Regions from separate parts of the Homo sapiens genome. Here region 1 is linked to region 2. The links are chromatin loops, found by intact Hi-C in ENCODE. Cell type or tissue: heart right ventricle. All regions are shown on one strand. Links, peaks and the distances in the headings refer to the core of each region. The heading gives the core; the rest is flanking DNA.

The links. Peaks named below come from ENCODE experiments on the same cell type or tissue, not always from the same donor. Only the 100,000 strongest peaks of a DNase experiment are listed, where the experiment ranks them.
Region 1: a loop joins it to region 2, with 2.1 times the contacts of the local background. A loop is called at or near these places in 3 of 110 quality-filtered maps.

The regions. Positions count from the first base shown.
Region 1 is chr20:55,249,978-55,256,676 of GRCh38, forward strand. No RefSeq gene overlaps it. Among named protein-coding and RNA genes, the nearest start is that of LINC01440, 170 kb to the right of the region's middle. In heart right ventricle, for the core only: no CTCF peak of the experiment used is centred there; a DNase peak (open chromatin) is centred at 2,754; H3K27ac peaks cover 1,761 bases.
Region 2 is chr20:55,172,164-55,178,862 of GRCh38, forward strand. No RefSeq gene overlaps it. Among named protein-coding and RNA genes, the nearest start is that of LINC01440, 250 kb to the right of the region's middle. In heart right ventricle, for the core only: no CTCF peak of the experiment used is centred there; no DNase peak of the experiment used is centred there.

The DNA of each region.
Region 1 (6,699 bases), core at 1,697-4,196, 78 kb after region 2:
ATAGCATCCGAGAGGGTGAGGTACTCTGGGAGATTTGTCTGTGAGAAAATGATAGGTTTCACATTTAATAAGATGCAGTCTTTCAGTTTCCGCTGAGGCAAGACATAATTTTGTTTTTAGTTCAGTTGGATCATTTCCATCAGCTTGCCAACATGGAATGAGATCCCGTATGGACAAACAAACAAAAACAATTCCACGATCCCTGCATTTACCCAACAGTATCTAAGCTTCTGATAAATTCTTGTTAAATGAATGTATGAAACAAAAACATATACTGTGAATTTATGAAAATGTTAACTAGAATTCCATTTGAAAGTTGATTTGTGGTCAGGTGCGGTGGCTCACACCTGTAATCCCAGCAGTTTGGGAGGACGAGGTGGGCGGATCACGAGGTTAGGAGTTCAAAACCAGCCTGGCCAACATGGTGAAACCCCGTCTCTACTAAACGTACAAAAAATTAGCCAGGTGTGGTGGCAAGCACCTGTAATCCCAGCTACTTGGGAGACTGAGGCAGGAGAATCGCTTGAACCCGGGAGGCAGAGGTTGTGAACCACTGCACTCCAGCCTGGGCGACAGGACGAGACTCCATCTCAAAAAAAAAAATTGTGTTGTTTCTGTTTCTTTCCTTAGTTCTATATTTCTAACGTCTTTAACACTATTGTCAATGAGTAGTGGAATAGTAATTACTTTACATAGACCAGGAATGACTCTATCCTCTCTTTTTGAATGAGATAGGAAAATGATTTTCTGGAAGTTGGAAAGTGACCTGAAGTTGCAAATTCTGGCCAGCAGATGTGACCGCTATCTGAAGGTTTGAATTTGTTATCAGCAAGGAAAACTGAGAAAATTCTGTTAGATGTGTTCTGAATAACTTTTTTCCTATCTTAAAGATCTGTTCTATCAACGCTGGGAGACACAACATGGCAAGACAGCAGATTATTGCACAGAAGGGACTGACTTCTGTATACAGGACACAGAAATGTAGGTCTCCACATTTTCCTTGTTTATATTGCCTAGTTTATATTGTGCTAGTTTATACTGCCTACCTGTGTTCTGTAGAAAATGAATCTGCCCACCCTTGATTATGTCAGAGGTGTTGTTGTTTGTAATTTGTTTGGACAAATTCCTTAGCCAATTTCATAAAACAAACAAGTCCAGTAATGTAGGATATATATGGACTTTTAAAAGTCTGGATGAAATTTCAACAGAAATAAAATGTGGGGCTATTACTCTCCAGTTAAAAAGACTAAACTTGCGCGCACACACACACGCACACACACCCACATGCGCACGCACACGCGCGCACATGAACACACACACGCACATGCACACACAAGCACACATGCACATGCACACATACACACACACGCACACATGTGCACACACATGCGCACACACCCACACACGCACATGCACGCACATGCACACGCACGCGCACACATGCAGACGCACACACGCACACACACGCACACGTGCACACACACAATGCACACACACACGCACACAATGCTAAATTGACAGAACAGCAAAGTGTTGATGACTGAGAAAAACGGTTCCCATCCACTGTCTCCATGGTAATGCCTGCTTTTTAAAAAGGGTGCTTTATAAATTAATATACATTTAAGAGGAAAAAGGCATACCCATTAGAGGAAAGATTACAAGGGTTTAGTTGGGTTCTGCTTTCCAACCGATCCTTCTTTTTGGCATTAGTGCTCTGAACCCTGGCGTCTCTTTTGAAGAGAGTGAGGGAGCAAATCCAGTTCTTGACCTTGGAACTTAATATTTCCTTATTTCCAGCTTCCAGTACCATTTAAATTTTATCATATTTTTACCTTGTTAAAAATGCCTGAGATTTCAACAGAGTCTTACTGGGAGCTTTTGATTGTTAGCATTTATCAGTTCAGAAAATTACCTGTTTGTTTGTTTCTTCTTCCCATTTTTGAGGTGAAAGTTCAGCACATGAATTACATAATAATGTCAGGAAGTAGGCCATGATGCCTTGCTTTTAGCAGTTGACATTTTTGAAGTTCCTGGGATGAAAACGTTGCTTCAAGTCACTCTGAAATGTGCATTGTATTGAATTTATGCATATTGATTTGGCACTTGGTTAGCCTCCTTGAAAATTTGGACCATTTTTCAAAGCTTCCTTTTTTGAGTTACTCATAAGTCAGGAGTTTTTCATCTCTTTTTGCCAATCAACATTTAGCCTCTCTTGTTATTTTCTCCAGGTTCCATGATTTTTATAACTCAATATTTATGAGTGATTTAAATCTGAGTTTCTCAAAAAATGCAATATTGTATATATTGCTCAATTCATTCCCCAAATGTAAACAAGACCTAAAATACGGATGCCATGTTTCAGTATGGATACATTCCCAAAGTTCATATCTTTGCAAAAATATTTATCAAAAAGTTTACTGTAAGCACACACACACACACACACACACACACACACACACATACACATAAAAAAGTAAGAAAGGTACAACAATTATCCTTTTGCATGAGAAGAAATTCGTGTTAAATTATCCATGCCTTTCATAGAACGCTTCCAGTTGCAAAGTTCCTCTTTTTTTAGCATTATAAAACTCCACAGATTATCCCTTGCTCTCAAACATGCCTGTGTGTATGTTTATAATAACAGAAGGGAAAATGTCCTTTGGACAGGAGACTTGCTTCTCCTGGGGCTTGAGTTCTGTGAAGCAGTGCCAGCAACCTCACATGCAATGATGATTTGTACTTAAGCCATTAGCTTCAGAAACACCTCCCAGGAGCAGTCTGAGACCAAAGCCCTGGTTTCCTGTGCGGTGTTTGCTGACATTCTTGTACAGAATGCTTGTTAGAGGCATTGTCATGCATTTCCAAGGGACCTTAAGAAATAATAAATCCGTACCACCTCGCTACTGTTTTTATGAATAAATGCCCGTTCCTGACCTTATCTTTTGGCACCGCCTGGCAATAACTTCTCCACACCTCTGTACTATGGGTATTGTCAAAGAAAAAGTCTGTACGGTTTTATTCTTTAGAGAATTATTCCAACTCCCTCAGGCATTTCCTAGGATGAACAATTCTGCGCAGGGATAAATACAGGCTGATAAAAATGGGTCATCCCACAATGCAATTTTTCCCAAGAAAAGCCAGAAAACAAATTGGGGACACTGTGAACCCTGATCCAGACGTAAGTCAGTAAGAGGATGTTATAAAAGTGAAGCCAACCTATGGTTATAAATAATCGCCTGAAGTAGAAGTGAAAATGCCATTATGGCAAGAGCCATCACCCATAGCCTTTGGAAGTTCTGTCCTCTCTTTACAGTGTGGATCTGTTAAGTTTGCCTTATTTTTTGCTGCCACCCTAACTACTCCTGTATTGTTAATAATAGTCAAAGCACTAAGGTTTGCAAATGTTTCATATCCTAAAAGTAATAAATTAAGTCCTGCCACAATTGTTAGTGCCATTTGTCCTGTCCATCCAATGAATGAATGAATGAACGCATTTATGCATGAGTGAGAACTGCCTCCTTTCTGTAGGACTGATTCTTAAAGTAGCTTCCACCTGCCATGGGCACCCTTCTCTGAGCAATCAAAATAGGATGGGTTCAACTCATTCCAAACTGGTTGTCTAACTCTTCTTTAAAAAAAGTCATTATTTTTCATAAGTTTTCAACTTGTACACATCAACTGATATTGTTTATACTATGAATTTAAAAGATATAAACACACATGCAAGTTACATCATGTTTGCATTAACTTTCAACCGCTGTCTTTACCACAATTCAAATATTCTTAACAGATATAGAAAAGAACCTTATTTTCATCATCTCCTTTTTTTTTTTTTTAGCTGCTCTGTATTCCTGCTTTATGGGGACTTTTTTCTCGCCCTATATTGTCCTGATTAAGGCCACAGAAGTTAGTCAGCCACAGGCTAGGGCAGTCATAGAAACTTATTTATTTGGATGTAACCAAGTAACCAAGGCCAAGCCAATCTGTCTTTATCTAGAATATTTCAAGCTGGAATTTGAGTTCCAGTGTCTCTAGTGCTTGTGTTATGTGGTATAACTGTGTGTGCTAAGAGTTATTTTGGCTATCTTCCCAGATGAATGGAGAAAGTATCATACTAGGAGAGAATACAACTAAGTGGTCCAAAGAAGCAGAGCTGAAAGAGAATGGGAGAAAAAATATACTATTTTGAGGTACTGTAGGCAATTGTGCTTGAAGTAAACTCCTCAGTTCTATAACACACTGAGTTTCATTTTTTGCTGAAATAAGTTTGAGTTTTGTTTCTGTCATTTGCAATCAAAGAGCACTGACATCCAGAACACATTTCACCTGACTTAGAGGGCCTGGAGAGTATGCCCATCTCTAACTCCCCCAGGCTGCCCATCTCTAACTCCCCCAGGCTGCCCATCTCTAACTCACTCAGGCTGCCCATCTCTAACTCCCCCAGGCTGCCCATCTCTAACTCCCCCAGGCTGCCCATCTCTAACTCCCCCAGGCTGCCCATCTCTAACTCACTCAGGCTGCTTTGTGCACTTAGGGTTAAAATCTCCTAGGGCTTTCCTCCTCCTCTCTCTCATGGAAATGATTATATCATTGTTAGCTTACCAGTTGATGATCATAGTGAGAGTTATATCTCTGGATCTCTTTGGCTAATCTAAATGTCCGTCTTTGTGCTTCCAAGCAATGAGTGAAAAACCCTCCCTTCATCTGGCCTTTCTTATGTGCAGGTTTCTCCTGGTAGAGGCAGAAAAGGAGAAGAGACATTTTCATCCCTCTACAGTCCATGAGATTTATCTCAACTCTTATGTACTAAACAGAAGAAAGTTACGTTGGTGACTGTTCTTTCCTGTGATTTCTCTTTCAAAAGTAACTCTTTGTATAATTATCTTACATTAAATATATTAATTTTTTTAGAATTAAGTATGTAACAGCAAAAGGGCTACCATAAGTAGCTCCATTTTTGTGTATGGGGCCTTTGCCCATTTCTGAATGTAAGCTGGGATAATTTTAGAGCACTGAGATGCAATCATGTAGTCTTTGGAAACTAACTCTGGGATTAAAGGAAAAGTATGTAGTAAATGACTAGCACTGCTTTGTTGAAACTTTCTAGGAGCATTGGGACCTGACCAGGGACAAAGAAGTTCCCAGCTCCCCCGGACCCTCACTGGTGCCCAGATGTCTGTGATTGTTGATCGTGTCCAGAACCCAACCCCATTCCCCTCCCCCTTCCCTTAATGTAAGACGAGCCTGGCTGGCACAGTGGCTTACGCCTATAATCCTAGCACTTTGGGAGGCCGAGGCGGGTGGCCCACCTGAGGTAATGAGTTTGAGACCAGCCTGGCCAACATGGCAAAACCCTGTCACTACTAAACATACAAAAATTAGCTGAGTGTGGTGGTATGGGCCTGTAGTCCCAGTTACTCATGAGGCTGAGGCAGAAGGATTGCTTGAGTCCAGGAGGTGGAGGTTACCATGAGTCCAGATAGCACCACTGCACTCCAGCCTGGGTGGCAGAGCAAGACCCTGTCTCAAAGCAACAACAACAACAACAAAAACAAACAAACAAAAAACAGCCTGAAATTTGTCCTTGTCCTGACTTAAGATGGTACTTTAGGATGCTAGTTCACCTTCTTGGTTTGCTGGCTTTCCACATAAACCTGCTTTTCCTCCCCGCAACTCTCATCTCTTGAGTTCTGGCTCTCCAGTGTCAAACACCTGAATCTGGTTTTGGCTACAAGTGTATTGGCTACTCCTTATTTATTTATTTATTTGTGACAGAGTCTTACTTTGTTGCCCAGGCTGGAGTACAGTGGTGCTATCTTGGCTCACTGCGATTCCCGGGTTCAATTGATTCTCCTGCTGAGGCAAGAGAATCCTGAGTAGCTGGGATTACAGGCATGTGCCACCATGCCTGGCTAATTTTTGTATTTTTAGTAGAGATAGGGTTTCACTGTGTTGGCCAGGCTGGTCTCGCACTCCTAACCTCAAGTGATCTGCCGGTCTCGGCCTCCCGAAGTGCTGGGATTACAGGCATGAGCCATCCTTATAAGCATATTTTTATAGAGCCTTTGTCTCTCTAAAAAATGTGTGTGTGTGTGTGTGTGTGTGTGTGTGTGTGTGGTGTAGTGTGTACATAATTTATCTTTTTAAAAGAGAATGTTTTCAATAAGAAATTCACAGTGGTTTACTCACAACCTTATTAGAATAGGTTTCTCAGTTTGAGGCTCATGACATTGTTGAAAAATGATGAAGCTTATGAATATATGATTCAAGCATAGTTTCTCAAAGGCTGGTCCATGAACTGGCTGCATTAACATTCTTTTATGAAACTTCTTAAAAATACTGATTCCCAAGAACTATCTGCTATCATTTATTAGATCTATGTTCAGTTCTGAGACTCCATACTACTTTAAAAAAAAATCTTTCCAGGTTATCTGAGGTATTTCCTTTCAAGATTTTTAAACACTAATTTTGGGAAGGGAGAAAGTAAATGGTAAGTAGGTCAGCTAATTGAGCCTGTGAAAAAAATAATAAATTTGAATTAAGCATGAGCAAGAAACAAAGCTGGGTTCATTCATGATAGGTAGAAAAATTTATCATATTGAAATTGCATCTTTCATCCACAATGACTCCCACATGAAGACATGTACTTGGGGTGGGAAGTGGTGTGGTTTGGTCGCAAAGGCAACTTGAGGTAATGCA
Region 2 (6,699 bases), core at 1,652-4,151:
GGAGAGCGATAGCATTAGGAGATATACCTATTGCTAAATGACAAGTTAATGTGTGCAGCACACCAACATGGCACATGTATACATATGTAACAAACCTGCACATTGTGCACATGTACCCTAAAACTTAAAAGTGTAATTAAAAAAAGACCCTATTTCCAAAAAAAAAAAAAAATGAAGGCCTTAGTATTTTTATAAACCCTGACAAACAGGATCTGAGAAGGCTGTGAAGAGAAGGGTCTTATACTTGTATGCCTCACAAAACTATCACAGAAAACTCTAATGAAACCAAAATCCTGCACAAAGGTTGTTGCAACCTTACACAAGAAATAACTGGGCAAGCACATCTGTCCAACAGCTGCCTGTCCAATCTCAGACTGGTGTCATCATTGTTATTGATTCTTGTAGCCAAGGATAATTATTTTTAAACCATTATGTAATCCTCTTCATTTTTTCTTTAAAAACTTTTGTCTTTCTTTGCCTCCCTAAATAAGCACATTATTTACAATGACATGTGCACTCCCATTGTAAGGTTCTCTTCCCAAATAAACATCATTTTCTTTTAGAGAGTCTCACTCTATATTTATTTATTTATTTTGAAACTGGACCTTGCTCTGTCACCCAGGCTGGCGTGCAGTGATGCAATCATAGCTCACCGCAACCTGGACCTCCTGGGCTCAAGCAGTACTCCTCCCTCAGCTTCCTAAGAAGCCGGGACTATAGGTGCTCACCACCACACCCTGCCTGTATTTGTTATTTAGGTTGACGTAAGAAATATGAAGAACCAAAGAATCCTGTCACAACTTTTCTTATTCATGTTACTTTCCTGAACTGGACAAACACTCATGATGGAAATGATGACCTAGAAGGAAACAGAAAGACAGGGAAAAGCATAGTTCCTTTTCCTTCCTGCCCCTTCTTACTTATCAGTAAACTGAAAGTAAGTGGTATTGGTAGAGCATGTGCTTGAAATAAAGACAGCTGAGTGAGGTAGTTTCCTACAGTGATATCCGCTATCCTTGTAAGAACAAACTACATCTGCATGTATTAACTACAAAATACAAATTTTGTAATAATTTTGGTGGTTCTGCATAGAAGCTAAATGCTCAAATATTTGCATCTAAAACTGTCATTGCATAATATAAAAAAGAATAGTTAAATTCATATTAATAATTTTTATTTGATTATTTTATTTTCCTTTCAAATAGTATTAAATAACAAATGAAAAAACACACTATGACAAGTCAAAGGAGAGATTATGGAATATCAGAAAAAGCTTCATAGTTAAGTACCTTTAGCTACACTTACTTTTGGCTTTTTGAATAAAAGACTCCACATTTTCATTTTGCCCTAGAATCTGCAAATTATGTATCTGGTTCTGCCTGTGGAAAACAGGATCCAACTCAGAGAGTTCAATAAACTTTAGTGAAGAAACTAAATAAATTTGGGCAGAAGGCAGGGAACTGGCAGGGATTTAAAGCACTGAGACTAGCAACAGTGAAGAGTCATTACCACCCTGGACCTGAAGAAGCAGGGGATAACATATTTTCATCTCAGACTATGAGAGTGAGTAGTTGGGAAAAACACATCCTGACCTCTGTCTCCCCTGCCCTTGGATCTCTTTCCTGTACTTTCCTTTGGCAAACCCAACTGGAAGCCAGCCATCTAGGGAGCCTGGGGCATGCGGTCCATGGGGTCAGGGCAATAAAACATGTCAGTGAAGGGCAAAGAAAGTATCTGAGGTGAAGGCAAGTTGAGTATAACTGTGGCACAGTGAAAAATAAATATTTGATCTCTGACCCCAGTTTTGGGCACAAAGCCCCTAAAATCCTTCAAGTCTCCAGAGTGATAATAGTATCTTTTGAATGTTCCTAGCAAGGATCTCTAAATAGCTTCAGAATTGGGGGCTGGTTGCCAGATTAAAGGGTTGAAACTTTCAGCCCCACCCTGCCCCCTTTGGGGGAAGGGGGAAGGTCTGGAGATTGAGATCAGTCACCAATGGCCAATGATGTAATCAATCATGCCTACCTAATGAAACCTTCATCAAAACCCTTAAAAGGGTTTTGAAGCGCTTCTAGGTTGGTGAGCACCTCAAAGTGCTAGGAGGCATGGAAGAAGCTCTGCGTCTCTCCCCACCAAACCTTGCCCTATATATGTCTTCCCTTTGTGTGTTTCTGAATTGCATCCACTATAATAAACCACTAGGTATAAATGCAGTGTTTTCCTGAGTTCTGTGAGTCATTCTTGTAAACTATCAAACTGGAGGAGGGAAGGGAGACTGATATGGAAATGCAGGAACTTGTAGTTGGCCAGGCAGAAGTGTGAGGAGCCTAGGTACCCTGTTTGCAGCCAGCATCTAAATTGAGGGCAACTTGTGGGACTTGAGCAATCTGTACAGTCCAGATAGTTAGTGTCAGAATTGAATAGAATTGTTGGACACCAAGTTGACATTGGAGAATTAGTTGGTGTTGGAAAAAAACACCTACCCGGTGTCAAATGTGGTACCAGAAGTGGTATCTCCTTTTTTTTTGGTTGATCATACCTATCTGGAAAAGTTTATAAGAATAAGCAAACTTGGCACATGTGTCCAAAGATGAATCTTCAAATTTTTAAATCCAGGTGTTGCCAAGTTATTTAAGCCTTACTCATTGTTAACTGAGCATAAGCTAGATAAATATGAAGGCAGGCAAAAAACCTTCATACAGTGACTGCCAGGGCATGACTGTAGTTTGAAAGGCTTGTGAAAATCAACCTTTTCTGTGTCCAATAGCATAAATGGAGCTCATTAAAATAAGCCTCTTTCAAGTTATTGAATGTCTGCCAAGAAGACACCTTTGTTCTGAAAACTCTAAGAAACCTCCTTGTGGTTTTAGAAGAGAAATTATACAAACCCCTGTTATAAGTCCCAGATATTCTGTGTGTAATAAGAAAAAAGGGGGAAGGGCAGTTGTACTCGGTAGTTGCTATGCAACAATGCATGTGGCCATTGCTATTTTAGATTTAATAACCTTTAACACATGCACTTTCTTGGACATGCAGCGAATTTACAGCAAGTAGCGCTCACGTTGATTCTGCCTCTTCATCTGAAATGCCAGTGCCATGTTAAATTTGTGGTCCATGACATACCAGAGGCCTGGCAGTTCAGGTTAATATACTGCTGAATTCCTACAATGTGGACCTTACAGTGACTGTTAATTGAAAAGCTGTGCTCAATGTCAAATTAATGTGCCATGGAGTTATGTTTTGGCTTAAATGCAAAGCCAGATAACTAATCTCTGTCTCTCATATATTAGCAGAATGCTGAGCTCATTATTGCCCTTGTAAACTGGCAATATTCTCTGGAATGCCAGCCTATTGAGCCTTCATTAGGAACAGAGGGTGTCCTTCTTCAGTGGCAGTCGTTTTTTCTCTTCCACCCAAGTTTAACCTTGAGAGGGGTGTGTGTGTGTGTGTGTGTGTGTGTGTGTGTGTAGTTGGCTACCCCAAATTAAGTTGTGTACATTGTATACCAAGATCACGTATTACAATTATTATAATTACTGGTAGCACTTATGGAGCAAGTGCATTATGCCTAGTACTAGTTTAACCTCTTTATATTAATCTCTTATATAATCTTCAAAATAGCTCACAATATATGGAACATATAGCCCTATGCTATTAGCTATGGAAAATAGCAGATTATCAGTAAATGCTCGTCAAATGTTCAATCTGATGTTAGCCACTATGGGGGCTATTCCTTTCTCTTTTGTCCTGAAAGCCCTCCTTCTCCCTTATTCTGGAATGTTTACCTCGATCTCCTCCCATTTACTACTATGGTGGTGGGCATGTAACCCAGGTTAGGCCAATAATAGTACCTCCCTCTTATTACCAAAAGTTAGCTCATAACCCAAGCCAAGCCAATGAAAGCCCTTCCTAGAAGTGTTCAAAATTATTTGAAGGTGAGAAAATGTCTTTTACGCCCTTCTCTGATTGTGCTGTTATTAACATGTAGGATTGGGGACAAAAATGAGTAACCCAGGGTGCTTAGGGCATGAAATTTAAGGAGGCATTGACTGTCAGTGTCGTGCAAGTGCAAAGTTGATACTTGAAAATAAGTGTCTCCTTAAATTTTCTACCCAGTGTGTCTGCCTCTCTAGCCACAGCCTAGTTGCAGCCCTGCTAAGATGTGAACCTAGAAGTGCCAGTGGCACTTCCTTCAGCCACATGAAGAACTAATTTCATTTGAAGAGAATGAAATCAATAAGCAAAGTAGGTCTGCCTCCAACATTTGCAGAGCCCAAGGCAAGAATACAAATGAGCCCACATCTCATATATCTAAATATTTAAACATTATCAATAAGGCTGTACCAATAGCCCAGCTGACGTTTGTGCCTGGAGACCAACAGACGCTCCCAGAATCACCACTCAGAGTCCAGAGGTTGAAGGGGCTGCACTCCTCTCCACTGACCCGCCAGTATTGGTACGTGCAAACATGAGGGGCAGTAGAGATCGCTGGGGTAGACAGGCAGAGCTGGACAGAGCCCAGGACAGGCAAAACCCAGGACTCCTGGAAGGTAAGCGCCCCCTGCCCCAGAGGACTCACCCAGGACTCACCCTGGCCCCGTCACTGAGAAAGTGGGATAAGGCATCAATGCAAGAGGGTTTTCTTTCCTTACGTCTCATTTTCCTGACTTAGAATTTCCAGGCCATTCTAGCATAGCAGTTCAGAATACCAGAGGGGAAAGACAGGTATACATATCTGTAGAATCCAGTCTGTAATAAAATGCAAAGTAGTTTTTTTTATATATATATATCAGAGCATCCTATCTTAGTGTCCCAGGAGAGAGCTTAAATTTTTTTCTCCTGTAATTCCTGTTTCACAAAAATCACCAAACTTACAAAAAAAGAGGTAGTTGAAAGATATATATATATCTTTCAACTACCTCTTTTTTTTAGTAACTATCTCTTTTTTATGCTGACCTCAGGGTCAGCATAAAGCAGGGCCCCTAAGGCAGAGGTCCCTAAGTTACTAAGTGTAAACTGACAGGACCCTAAGGTGCTGGGTCTTCCAAGTACAAGATGTCTTCAGGCGGCCATCCCTTAAGATATTGGGCTTGGTTGCGCTTAGCAGGCACACTTTTCATCCTCCATCCCTAGAGGCTGAGCAAGCTGAGTCAACTATGTGGCCCAGAACTCTTAGGCAGTCGAAGTGTTCCACTTGCAATTTGAGAGTAGGGGATGAGGCTTGAAGAACAAACAGGAGCTGTCCAGGTGAAATGCAGTGGGGTGGAAAGGGGGAGTCCTTGCTAACCAAAAAGACTATCAGGAGAAGAGAATGTAAGGCAAGAAAGAGTTCAGCAAATTCAAGGAATTGAAAAGTGTCCCATAGAGAAAAGAGCAAGAGAGAGAGAGAGAGAGAGAGAGAGAGAGAGAGAGAGAGAATGAATGTGACTGTGGAAATTGACAGGAGCACCATCAAGCTGGACTTGCAGCACCAGTATATCATTGATGGGAAGTTATTTAAGGAAATGACTCATAAGATCTGACATAGGGTTTCAAGGCTCCGTCTGTGGGCCGGACTCAGCTCCAGCTTGGACCAGGGCTGTGACATAGGGCATGTTGGGATGCATGTGTTTAATGTCTGTCTTCTGTGTCCAGGTTCTGGGAGGATTTCTTACAGGCATTTTCTCCCCCAACTTGTTTCTCTCTCAGCTGTCAGTTCAACCTAACTTTATCCATGACATGGAGCAGGCCAGCTACAGCAGGAGGGCTTTTTATCTCCATGTGAGATTAGTAGCAGACAAGTTCCCTGGGTCACAAAAATGGCCAGAGAGACTGTTGGAGTTTTAAAAATATCCCTTTAGACCAACTTGTGCATGAAACGAACTGGAAGAACAAAGAAAACAAAGCTTTGGTAAATGTGAAACCCCCTCAACCTCTCTACTACTCAGGTATGGTTTTAAAATGTCATACTGGAAACAGCTCAAGAACAAAGGCTGCCTCTACCCAAGTAAAAGAAGTGTACATACAGGATAATTATCTGTCCAAACTCATCTACAACTATACCTGAGTTATGTAGATAATGCAGGCAAAAATATATTTAATTATCCAGATAAGATTCTGGATGTCATGACTTTTATTTGCATGTATAAATAGCCATATGCAGGGTGTTCGACGTCAGGTTTCAGCTTTCAGTTTTTTTTTCTTCCTAAAGTGTTGGGAGATATCTTAAGCAGCTCAAAATTATCTTACTCCAATATTTATCAGTCAAACACTTCGCTATGGACAAAGTGTTAATAGAGGTTCTAGCGGGATATATTATGGGATTTGGAAATCTTATCCTAAAGCAAACTTCATCTCAAAAGATGAGCTTGTGCATGATTTGATATATACTCCCTCATTCACTTTAGAAGAAGCCAAAGGCAAATGTAAATAGAGATAAAAATGAAGAGGCATTTAAGGCAGACAAAGGCCAAATGGCCAGCTTTTGTGTTCTGTATTGGAAGGGTGGAGTTTCCTGGTATTCAATAAAAAGACTATTTTTATTGAACAAATCCACCCAACAGTGTAGCCTGCATCAATTGAATCCTTCCAATGAAGAGATTAGAATTTTATGCTGTATCTATATTCTAGTGTGTATCCATAGGGTGGGATTATCAACCACTACTGACATTTTGGACTGGATAACCGTTGGATACATGGGGAGGGAGTGAGGGGCTGTCC